2 separate regions of the Homo sapiens genome follow, and region 2 is linked to region 1. A link is a contact called in ENCODE Hi-C or POLR2A ChIA-PET data. All regions are on one chromosome and are shown on one strand. Each heading gives the region's core, a stretch centred on a gene start or an enhancer-like site at or near the end of the contact. The rest is flanking DNA. Distances are from core to core; before and after follow the strand shown.

Region 1 (6,316 bases), core at 24-2,523:
AGCCTAGGACTTTGAGGTTGCAGTGAGCTATGATCATGCCACTGCAGTCCAGCCTAGGTGACAGAGCAAGACCCTGTCTCAAAAAATATATATACATATATATGTAAATAAAAAATATATATGGTGGGAAACACAATTTATAAATTTTAAATATAAATTACCAATTTTTCCATAGTTTAAGTCAGTTAAATAAGCTGAGGAGAAAAAAGATTAGATGAAAATAATTTGTTTCTTTCTCTTCCAGCTCCAATTCCTGCTTCCCAAAAGGGAAATGGAATAAACACACATAAACACACACACACACACGCACCAATAGAAAGTTGACATAGAGACCACCATCACAATCTATCCATGTGCCATTACAAAATAAACACAGAAGGAAAGGGGCAGCATTCCACAGAGTAAAAGAAACTGGGTGCTAAACGGTTTTCAAAAGTATCTTTAAAATAACAAAAATAAAATAAAACCCTTCTATCATTCCTGTTTTTTTAAATAGAATTAAGTAGGTAACAATTATTTGTGACTGCTAAAGGTTTTTTAAGGAAAAATTTTAGCTGTGAGAGCAATTCCTGTCATACTTTTAAAATAACTCTCAAGTTTTTAAATAATGTTAAAGATAGGGTTCAGTTTCCATTCTAGAAAAAATAACCAGAACCATTGATAAGTAATCCTGAAACGAGATAGTATAATTATTTTTGATAAGGAAGATCTCTTTTAAAAGCTATAAACTCATTACTCAGATTTCTTAAGGCTGTTTGAGTTTAAGTAAGATTGAAATTCAGGCCGGGCACAGTGGCTCATGCCTGTAATCCCAGCACTTTGCGAGGCTGAGGCAGGAGGATGGCTTGAGCCCAGGAGTTTGAGACCAGCCTGGGCAACATGGTAGAGACACCGTCTCTACAAAAAATAACAAAAATTAGCTGGCTGGTGGCCCACGCCTGTAGTCACAACTACTCAGGAGGCTGAGGTGGGAGAATCACTTGAGCCCAGGTCAAGGCATAGTGAGCCCTGATTGCACCACTGCACTCCAGCTAGAGCAACAGAGTGAGAGGCTATTCCAAATAAAAAAAAGAAAAAAAGAGGCCGGACGCAGTGCCTCCCGCCTGTAATCCCAGCAGTTTGGGAGGCCGAGGCGGGTGGATCATGAGGTCAGGAGATCGAGACCATCCTAGCTAACATGGTGAAACCCTGTCTTTACTAAAAATACAAAAAAATTAGCTGGGCATGGTGGCGGGCGCCTGCAGTCCCAGCTACTTGCAGGCTGAGGCAGGAGAATGGCGTGAACCCGGGAGGCGGAGCTTGCAGTGAGCCGAGATCGGGCCACTGCACTCCAGCTTGGGCGACAGGGTGAGACTCTGACTCAAAAAAAAATCAAAGAAAAAAAGATAAGCCAGCTTATATGACCATAAATGTTTTAACTGGACAATAAATACTTTGAGTTGGAAGGAGTCAAGGGAATGGTGTAAATACAAGTTTGTAATCAGATCAGGGTTTATGCAAATAGAAAAAGGCATACAAAGTAAACCAAGCAACACTAGGTTGTTCTATTATCTTACAGCTGGGATAAAGCAATCACATGCTCTTGTGGGAAAGTAGAAACCTGATGGTAATTTTAAGCAAATTCAAAGGATAAACAATCTTATCATTGTTAGGTCAAAACAGAACCTAGGGAAAGGCAAAGACAAATTTAAATATTACATTACTATCCAGGAAGTAGGACTGGCTAACCTAAAAATGAATTTTAAAATTTCAGATATTTACCAAACAAAAAAGTAAACACTGCCTACCAATGACTGTGTACAAGGATTCTACTTTTAAAGCTCTAGCTCATTTATGAAAATGTTATGACTTCATTGATGATACAATTATCAAATTTCAGGCAAACAGAATTAATCGACTCCTTCAAAAGTAAGGGTGGATTAAGTGGATATAGACAACTGGTAGTACTAGCACAGCATTTATACAAAACACAAAGAGGTCATGTTGCACCAGCATTTACCCAGAACTACGTAGCTCTCAGTCTTTATGTAAGTAACTCTCTTGCTAAATTACTTCTGGACCTTACTTCTGCACAAACTGTTTTAGCAAACAGTTGTGCCACCTAATGAGGTGAATACCAAGCAATAAAGGATCACCCATGTTTTCCTGGAATTGAAGATGGATGCTGGAACAGGTACAAATACTCCACTAGGTGAGAAATTCTGAAATTCAGAATCTAAGTTATACAAATTGGTTTTCTGGCTGAATACCACCAATTATCTGCTCCCAAACACAGAAGCTACGTTTAGTACATTGACATGAAATACATTCATTCGATTCTGTGGCATTCAAGGAAGTTGTTACAACATAGGAGACCTTTCACATGAATAAAATAACTCAGTTTTTAGTCATGTAAACAAACAGAGCACCATTTAGCTTCAAGAAACATTACTGGACTGTGAACTGGAAAAAACTGGTTTCTTCACCCTATTTCCATGCTTGTTGGCTATGTGATCTTGGGCAAGTCACTTAAGACTGTGAAATCAAAATAACATCACATGCTTTAACTACATAGGGCTATTGTCAGAATCAAGTAAGAATGTCTAGAGTGCTTTGAACACTGAAACACACTATACAAGTGTGTTTACAAGGAATAAAATAACTAAGAAAAATTATAACTAGAAAAGGTTAAGAGCATGGTGATCAATAAATGTGCTATCATTATTTCTCAGAAAAAAACCCCATGTTTACAATATTATAAAAGACTTCGCTAACCAAAGGGAGATGCAATGTCAGTGCCACTTCACTTGGGCTGGTCTATCCTGGAAAGAGAAAGTCTAATACTGGCATACGTCAAATCTGGCTTCCACCTGATACTCTGTGTCAATCAAAGTTCAATTTGCAACTCATGAAAAATGGAAAAAACAAATCAAAAATGAAACTATTAGAAATGTTCAAGAAAACAACATGGGCTTGGATCCCTTTAATAAGTCAGCTGGGCGCGGTGGCTCACACCTGTAATTCCAGCAATGTGGGAGGCCAAGGTGGGTGGATCACAAGGTCAGGAGTTCAAGACCAGCCTGGCCAAGATGGTGAAACCCCATCTCTACTGAAAATACAAAAATTAGCCAGGCGTGGTGGTAGGCGCCTGTAATCCCAGCTACCCGGGAGGCTGAGGCAGGGAATTGCTTGAATCCGGGAGGCGGAAGTTGCAGTGAGCTGAGATCGCGCCGCTGCACTCCAGCCTGGCAACAGAGCAAGACTCCGTCTCAAAAAAAAAAAAAAAAAAAAAAGTCTACAGCCATATAACAACAAACAAATGTTGCCAAAATCCTATGAAACCCCTACTAGATTTTTATAGGCCGAGAAACAGTGAGAGAAGACTAGCTTGTGACCTTTGCATCTTTTATTAGCTAGTGCTATAAATGTAACTTCATTAAAGCCTCTATTAGATTCTTAATAATATGTAGAGATATTTAGCTAACATTCAATCTCACAAAATTTTTGTTGTTTAACGTCACATTTATATGACATTAGCACCATTAAAAACTGATCATTATTAGTACATCAAATGTATTAGTAAATTTAAGTCCAGTTATGAAGCAAAATCTTAGATTTTTTTTTTTTTTTTTTTTTTGAGATGGAGTCTTGCTTTTGTTGCTCAGGCTGGAGTGGAATGGTGTGATCTCAGCTCACTGCAACCTCTGCCTTCTGAGTTCAAGAGATTCTCCTGCTTCAGCCTCCTGAGTAGCTGGGACCACAGGTGTGCACCACCACACCCAGCTAATTTTTGTATTTTTAGTAGAGACGGGGTTTCACCATGTTGGCCAGGTGGGTCTCGAACTCCTGACCTCAAGTGATCTGCCCACCTCGGCATCCCAAAGTGCTGGGATTACAGGTGTGAGCCAACGTGCCTGGCCGCAAAATCTGATTCTTTTAAGATTGACTGTTACCCAGATAATTTATATGCTGAAATGAACTACAAGTTGTATCTAAATGAACTACATGTTGTGTATAAATAAGTCTTCATAGAGAATAATCCATATTTGTCACTAGGAAGGATATTGTTTATAATTTCATTGTGAAGGACTATAATTTCTTAGCTTAAGTAAGTCATTGAAAATTTGAAACATTTTATTTACTAAAACTAGCTAAGGCACAGTGAATGAAGAAGCATGTCGAACAAATGGTGAGAGTAAGCAACAGTAGTGTAAAAACATGACCCTCATTACTGAGTGTGTGCATTCGCTAGTCTTTTCCAATGGAGACTTTTTGGGAAAAACACCCATAGAATGCTGGTTGGGTCATGAGAGTACTGAGACAAAACTTTATAATTTGTTGATTTTCTTAATGTTGTCTTCTTTCTCCATATTAACAAAATCGAGTCTTTACTCTCCTTACTTTGCTGGCCTCAAAAAACGATCAGGGAGGAAATCTAAAACTGATCTAAAAAATAAAGTCTAAGGCTGGGTGTGGTGGCTCACGCCTGTAATCCCAGCACTTTGGGAGGCTGAGGTGGGCGGATCACGTCAGGTCAGGAGTTCGAGACCATCCTGGCCAACGTGGTGAAACCCCGTCTCTACTAAAAATACAAAAATTAGCTGGGCATGGTGGTGGGTGCCTGTAATTCCAGCTACTCAGGAGGCTGAGGGAGGAGATCATTTGAACCCAGGAGGCAGAGGTTGCAGTGAGCCAAGACTGTGCCACTGCACTCCAGCCTTGGCGATAGAGCGAAACTCCATCTAAAAAAAAAAAAAAAAAAAAAGTCTAGTGCTGGGTGCAGTGGCATGCAGCTGAGTGCGTAATCTCAGTTACTTGGGAGGTTGAGGTGGGTAGATGGCTTGAGGCCAGGAGTTTGAGACCAGCCTGGGCAACATAGCAAGACCCCTGTCTCAAAGCAGACAAAAATAAGTAAATAAAAGTCTATTAAAAAATCAGAAGAAAAAGTAAAACTACAAACAAAAAGTACATATATGTTTTTCTTAGTTTATTATTTTATGATACATATAGACTTGTATATACAAAGTATCTATACATAGAAATTGCTATGTGTCCATTTTTCCTTTAAGTAACAATTTCAATAAATATACAATTATGTTTAAATATTATAAATAATATGTTAATGGGCCTTTCCATTGTAGAAGTGTTTCACTGTCCATGTTTTGGTAAAACTTCAAGGGTTCAAGACCATAAACCAGGAACAGCTGGAAAGACTTACACTCTTAAATCACCAGACACTCAATTAAACCACAGTTCTCAACAGACAGTATTCATGCTGGCATCTTACCTTCCCAGGCTTCAGGTCTCAACAACCTTCTAATGCAGGGAAAATCTCATGCCCAACTTGGAATAAGACAAAGAGAAGCCAGCATCAGTTCACTTCCTGACAAAAGAAGTTAAGTATTAGAGCTGGGCAAAAGTCACAGTTGTTACTCTGCGTGGTATTCCTACATAGAAAATGAACTCTTACTGATGACATAATGGAGTATTTGCCAGCTGCCTTCCAAAGAAAATAATGGATGATAAAGACAGTAATCAAAAGGATAACCAAAATTTGGAAGCAAATGCATAATTTGGTATAACTTCAGTATGCAGCAATAAGAAGAAAATGAAAAATCTTTAGAGTATACGTTGCCTTTCATTAGCCTTCAGCTTCTTTGAACAGTAAACCTGAGTTAGTTCTGAAAGGTAGTTTCTATTCTTGGATATGTGACACAAATCAGTAAGACAAACTCAGGTAAAGAGAAGTAGACCTAAGAGAGCAGGTACGTTCCCATAGTTTCATCACCATATCCTGCCATGTGTGCTTACTGTAAGAACAGTGATCTGGCAAAATGTGAGGGTTAAATAAAATTTATACTCTTTTAAAGTTTCGTTCTAAGCATGGTGAGGTCAAGAAAGATGTATCAGTTGTTACTGCTGAGAACACTAATGAAGAATCTTTTTCAGAAGTAAGGTTACTAAAATAAAAAGTGTTAACAAAATGCATAGCTAAACAGAGGAGTTGTTTTATGCATTTTAAACTGTTCTTTTATTATAAGCTTCAAGGCTGCTATTTCCATTCTTAAGGTGTTTCTAAAGATCAATCTAATTCTTGATGTTTAAAAGCATATGGTATGGTGCCAAAAGTCAAAGTAAAGAGGACTTTGTTTTAATTAATATTGCAGAGGCATTCTGAACTTTTTTCTTTGAACTACAACCTTCTACTAAATTTACAGATGAAAATGCAGAACTCTTATCTAATAAGAGTGCCACGAGCCAGTCTATCTTAACCATTTGATCTTAAGAAAGCCTTAAAAATTTCTGGGGTTAATAAAACAATTCATAAAATCCTGAC
Region 2 (5,644 bases), core at 405-2,904, 95 kb after region 1:
GTGTTTCTTCCTCTGAAATTCCACCATTAGAGATTAGAGATGAGTAGGAAATGCTGAAAGGCGAAGGAGGATCTGAAGAAATTTTACATTTTTTTCTCAGTTTGCCAAAAGTAGATACTCCCTGTATAGATATTCCCGTATAATCCAGGGAAGGTAGTCCAAGACCGTGGGGCAATTCCAAGAGGTGGTTTTGAAGTCCTTCAACTCTACCATTTTCATTTTATCCATACTAAAAAAGCTACGGCAGGAAGAAAAGACAAAGGACATTCCTGGGAGGCCAACTGGACCTAATCAAATAAAAACACTTTAGAAGAGGTACAAGAATCAGAAATCAAACCTATCTGCAGAGCCAAAAGCCATTCTGAAACTCCGTGTCCTAGAAACAAGGGTTTCCCATCTTTTCAAATATTTTAAGATAAAAATCGCAACACCCTATAGGAAAATGGCTATATTTTTAGCAAGAATTGGTGGAGAAGACAAACGATAATAAGCTACTATGAATCCAGAAGCTGCTTAAATGGCCGTATTCACAGCAGCCCTTGCAAACATTAATTAGAGTAGTACCCATTATGGGTGAGGACTTTTTTTTTAACCACAGAGAATATCTGTGGGTGCATCCAGATTGCTCAGTGGTTCCGTTTAACCCACCCGGTAACTGGCAATCATGGCCCTAGGACAGGCTTCTCCACCGGGGCGATGCTGCCTCCAAGGGGCGCAATGTTACTTTTTATGCATCAAGCACGGATAACACATACAGCACATAAGCAGGTCGACAGTGTATCTGCGGTACTGGGATTTCACGGGGAAAGGAGATGGGGACGTGTAAAAAGCCTTTTTAAGAGTCAGATAACGAAAAACGGAAAAAGAGGAGAAACACGGTCCTACAAGGGTCCTGAGCTGAGGCCATCAAATGAATGTACTGACAGGTATTTTTCTCCCAGGCAGCCAACTGAGAGTCAAGGCACTCTGACCGTGCTATGACTCCGGCCACACAGAAAGAGGTGTTTTCCCCTCGGTGGCCTCCAAGCGCAGCGGGCACTGCGTGCCATCCGCTCCCTCACCGGGCGCCCCGCGCGGATGAAACGGAGCAACTGGGAAAGAGCTCTGGAAACTGCAAAGCGCTGCGCCAAAGCGACGGGAGGTTCCCATTCTCAGCTGTACGAAATCCCGCGGGGGTCCTCCGCTTCCCCGAGCGACGCCCTCGGCCTCCGCACTTGTTGCTTCTGCGCCCCGCCTGCGTCCCCGTCAAACCCACCCTTCGCGGCCCCCTCGCCTCTCCACACGCTCGCACTCAGGCCCCGACCCTGCCCCGCGACCCCCTCACCCACGCCACGAAGCCCGCTCTGCGTGGCAGCCCCGGAGACAGCCGAGCCCCCGCCTCCGCCCCCTGCCCAGCTCAGGCCGCCAGCCCCTGCCAGCCGACGCCGCGGTTTCCTAGACAGCCGCGCCGCCGTTCCGCAGCCTCGGGGGCGCGCGCGCGCGGCCGGCGGGAGGCGAGGGCGCAGGCGCGGGCTCGGCCAAGCCGCCGGCGCGAGGCCTCGCGCGCGCCCCCGAGCGCGGTGGGCGGAGGGGCGGAGGGAGCGGCGGGGCCGCGAGGGGGCGGGGGGGCGGAGAGGGGAGCCCCGGGAGCGCGAGCCGCGGCCGGCGCCGCTGCAGAGCCGAGCGAATCCCGAGCCCGGGCAGCAGGTATGTGTCCTCGCAGCCGGCCGCGGCCAGAGCTTCCCCTGCCTCACTGCCCGAGTCTTGTGGTCGGGGCGGGGGGTGGGGGGACCGGTCAAGGTTTGCAGGATGCGTGCTCGGAAGGGCTGGGATCTTGCCGCTGACCTTCATCCCCCTGGCCGGGGGAGCCAGGCGAGGGTGCGTGGGGCAGCCCAGGGCTTCAGCTCCAGCCTGGAGACCTGCTTCTTGTCACATGCTTCTTATTTATTTTTGCAAACTGCCCTGGTTCGGGTCCAGCTGCAGATGCCTTACCTCCCATTCTTTGCCTCCGTGTGCCATCTTGCATTTATTAATAAAACATGCAAGCTGGAGGGGGGGGTTGCTGCTGGGGGGAATCCCATTGCAGTATGGCAAGCGGGCGCCTATTTTCGGTTTTCAGACGTGGTATAGAGGTGGAAATCCCACACCCTGAGGATTTGTGGCTTGGTTGGTCGTGACCACTTCCTAGTGGGCTTCCCCCGTTTGTCGGGAGGTGCCCCAGCGGCAGAATGGGCTGTCTGGAAGGGATGGTGGGTCTTCACCGTCAGGCCAGAATCCCCTTCAGGGGACAGGTGCAAGCTAGGGCAGGCAGTTCCCTGCTTGCTAACTTGCCAGGGAGGCTTAAACCTAGAAAATTGTCTCCCTTGATGGCCGAGAAAAGATGGCCTTCAACAGAATCCCTGGGACTTGCATACTCAAACTCATTACGGTTTTGCATCTGAACATGACTAAAGCTAGCCACCTGTTGGAAGTCAGACCCCATGAAACACCCCCGTAATCTAGCTCACCCATCCCTGTTTCACAGTCACCAATACTGAGCTAGCAATAGGCCCATATGGGTTCCCTCTATCCTCTTTAATGCTGCTTGGCTTTTCTTTTAAAATAAGACCTACCTATGATTTGATGCCCTATATGTGAGAGGTTGAAATTATATGATTTGTTTATATTCCATACACCTATCACATCATATCCTAAAGACTGAATTTCTCTTCAGTGCATGTGTTTATTTCCCTGGCTTTTCACCTTGCTTTGAACAACAGTGGGAAAATGGGATGTATATAACTGCTTACCTCCTCCCCCAAATACCTCCACCCTAAAATATTGTGATGAAAAGAATAGTAAGAGCTAGAAGCAAAAAATGAAAATGGTTATCACAAGATGTTGGGATATGATAGCTGAACCGTAATTGCTTCTAAAATGGTCAGAGTGTCACATCTAATCACGAGAAGGACATGTTTCTTAAATGTTCATATGTACCAGGTACTGAGCTAAAACTATTTGTGTATGAGCTCATTTAGTCCTCACAGCAAACCTGCTATGTCCATGTTGAAGATGAACAAGCCAGGACTTAGAAAGGTTAACTAACTTGCCCAAGGTCACACAGTCAGGGACAGGGTAAGGATGCAAACTCAAGCACATGGGGATACTGGAGGTGGGGAGCCCTGAGGGGGCTTTTCCTCCAGGTGCGGCTGCTCCGTGTACCTTTTCATTAAAATCAAGCTTATGCATGAGCATGTTGGCTTGGGTCTAATTTTCCATTTCATAGATTCTGCACCAACTTTGTGGCTTTCCAGTAAGAAAAGCAGTTGTTTCAGAATGGATCAGTATGGAATTTTTTGAGGTGGCACTAAACCTATAAAAAGTGGGGTCCAAGATGTGCTTCCATTTAATTCTCACACACAAGGAGTTGAGTTTAAAAAGTTGTTTCCCTCCAGATTTAAACCCATAAAACGTATATGCATTAAGTAGAATGAATCACTCCCATTTTCCATTATCGCATCCCACCCTACCCTCCTTGCTGCCCTTCACACTATCTTCTGGTCTCACTGCCAGTCATCAGAGCAACATTGTCTATCACACTTGCCTGTGAGTGCCTTAATGGGAGGAAGGAATCCATCCGTACCAGCCGTGGCTCGTAATCCAGTCTCTCTATGATTGTAGCAATTATGCATTCAAAGTTCTTGGAATCTCTGCATTCAGCTATGGATGTGTATTTAATCATTTTTTTAAAGTGCATTATTATAATGCAGGTATTGGATTTTGTTAAACATTCCTAGCAGTTCTCATGGACTTAGAAATTGCTGTAGTTGCATCAGTGAAAATTCACCCAGTGGGGCTAATAGCTTTTCTACTCAGGTCACATAGTTGAGATAGTGGTGAGAAAGGTATAGGTGAATAGAAGGAATTATTTGGAAAGTATATCCCATGCAAATAACAGCTTTTAATTATAAATTGATGAATAATATTAAGTAGGAAATATAAGACTATCTCTTTTAATTTTATAAGCTCTGTTTTTGCCTTGGTCAATGTGATTGGTTTTAGAGCAACATGATGTTACCTTTTTCATTACACTGTTCTTTTGAAACAGTATAGCGGTTTGTACATAGTATTCTTGCCTCGTGGGAAACACTCAGTTTAGGAGGAGCACATTCCCTGGTGTTTACAGAAATGCTGAGACAGGATCTTTCTGTCTTGGGGATTTCCAGTCTATGATCAGATAAACTCAAGATGAGTCCTGATGTTACTGGGCAAGAAGCAGAAAGCAAGAGGTGTTACTTGATTTCTGGGGAGGAAATGAGTTTTCCTGTGGGGAGCATCACTATCTTCTTCAGTTGGGAATCTCATGATTGAAGAGTTTGAGAAACGGACTAGTCTGCTGTCTTCCATTCAAGCAGGATTTCATTTAATGCAGAGCTGAGAAGGCTTTATCGTGCAAAGGCCAATTCAGGAAATATAAAAGTGTTTCTGGACTACTTTTTTTTTCTCTTAAAACATATATTTAAACTGGGAAAGTCATATGGGAAACTATTAATGCTTAAGCATTATTTGTTTTTATTCCCTTCACGAGAGTTTTTGGGAGAGTGGGGGAAAAGTTTTCCAAGCTATGAAACTCACATGTCTGTGGTGACTGATTATAATGAATATTTTAGTACATTGTTGAATAAGGCACTAAAACTGGGATATTTGTTTTTCCTTGATCGACCTTGTAAGCTACTTCATTATGAAATGTGTTTTTTCTTAAAGTATTTCTTAATTTAGTATTCTTTAAAATGAGATTTTTATTCAGTTGTCGACAGTCTTGAATCACAAAAGTTCACAGATTACTTTGAAATACTTGATTTTCATCAGTCTCTGTTTCTTACTATGGCTGTCGTGTGCTGTGTCCTGTGATAGGAAGTTTCACATCTCATATTGCAGTGACCACCCTTTGTGGTCAACTGTTTATATGATAAGAAGTGGGGGAGCCCAAGGTATATGACCTAAGGGGCAGAGCCAAGATTTGAGCCCAAGTCAGCATAGCTCAAACTCTGGGCTCATTGCCTTTTGCACCCTGACTGCAAGATGAAGCACTTTCTGCCCCATAGTTCTCTGGCCTCCCATCCTATTCTGCTCCATCCACACTGGCCTCCTTGCTGTACCCCCTGCCCCAGGCCCTTAGCACTAATGGTTCTCTCCCCTGGAATACTCTTCCCACAGGTATCTTCATAGTCCCTCGCCTCATTTCAGCTTTGCTCATAGTCCAACCACTCCTTTAAAACTATCCCCACTCCCACAGCATCCTTTCCTCCTCCCTGTCTTGCTTTTATTCGTAGCACCTCCTAGCCTACTATATTAATTAGTTGTTAAGTGTATTGCCCATCTCCCCCATGGAATGAATGCTCCAAAGGGCAGGGGTTCTGTGTATTTTGTTCACTCCCCCAACTCTGGTACTGTGAAAAAAGAATCAACAAATCACTATGGTATCCTTGAATCTTTCCAGCTTCCCACACTTTTTGTTTTTGTTAGTCCTTACTGTTCTCTGTAGTGAGCAATGAAACCTCTAAAATGCAAAAGCTTTATGTGTTGTTTGGGGGAACAGCAAGAAAGTAGAGAAGAATCGGGAAAGATCTGGCTTACTCTTGAGCCGGTGTTGGGAAGAGAGGAACCTGTAAAGATGGGGAAAAAG

Evidence for each region. A loop is a pair of places that touch in the nucleus more often than their neighbours do. ChIA-PET counts read pairs that join two places held with the same protein, here RNA polymerase II (POLR2A).
Region 2: a map of Caco-2 shows a loop between it and region 1 (2.3-fold over the local background). The contact joins the promoter of TMEM266 here to the enhancer-like site in region 1. A Hi-C loop is called at or near these places in 1 of 168 maps with a recorded cell type or tissue (Caco-2). POLR2A ChIA-PET finds 5 or more read pairs at or near these places in 5 of 52 experiments (A549, BJ, Caco-2 and 2 more).

The regions. Positions count from the first base shown.
Region 1 is chr15:75,963,863-75,970,178 of GRCh38, forward strand. The region is part of intron 3 of NRG4 (neuregulin 4); the gene reads right to left. Among named protein-coding and RNA genes, the nearest start is that of NRG4, 45 kb to the right of the region's middle. Within about 2 kb of position 1,274, at least 3 of the 41 ENCODE cell types and tissues checked have a DNase peak (open chromatin) inside an H3K27ac peak, as active enhancers do.
Region 2 is chr15:76,058,331-76,063,974 of GRCh38, forward strand. It overlaps TMEM266 (transmembrane protein 266), which reads left to right and starts at 1,655. Exons shown (of 11, transcript NM_152335.5): 1 at 1,655-1,686. It also overlaps a transcript of NRG4 not described here. RefSeq lists a silencer at 648-697.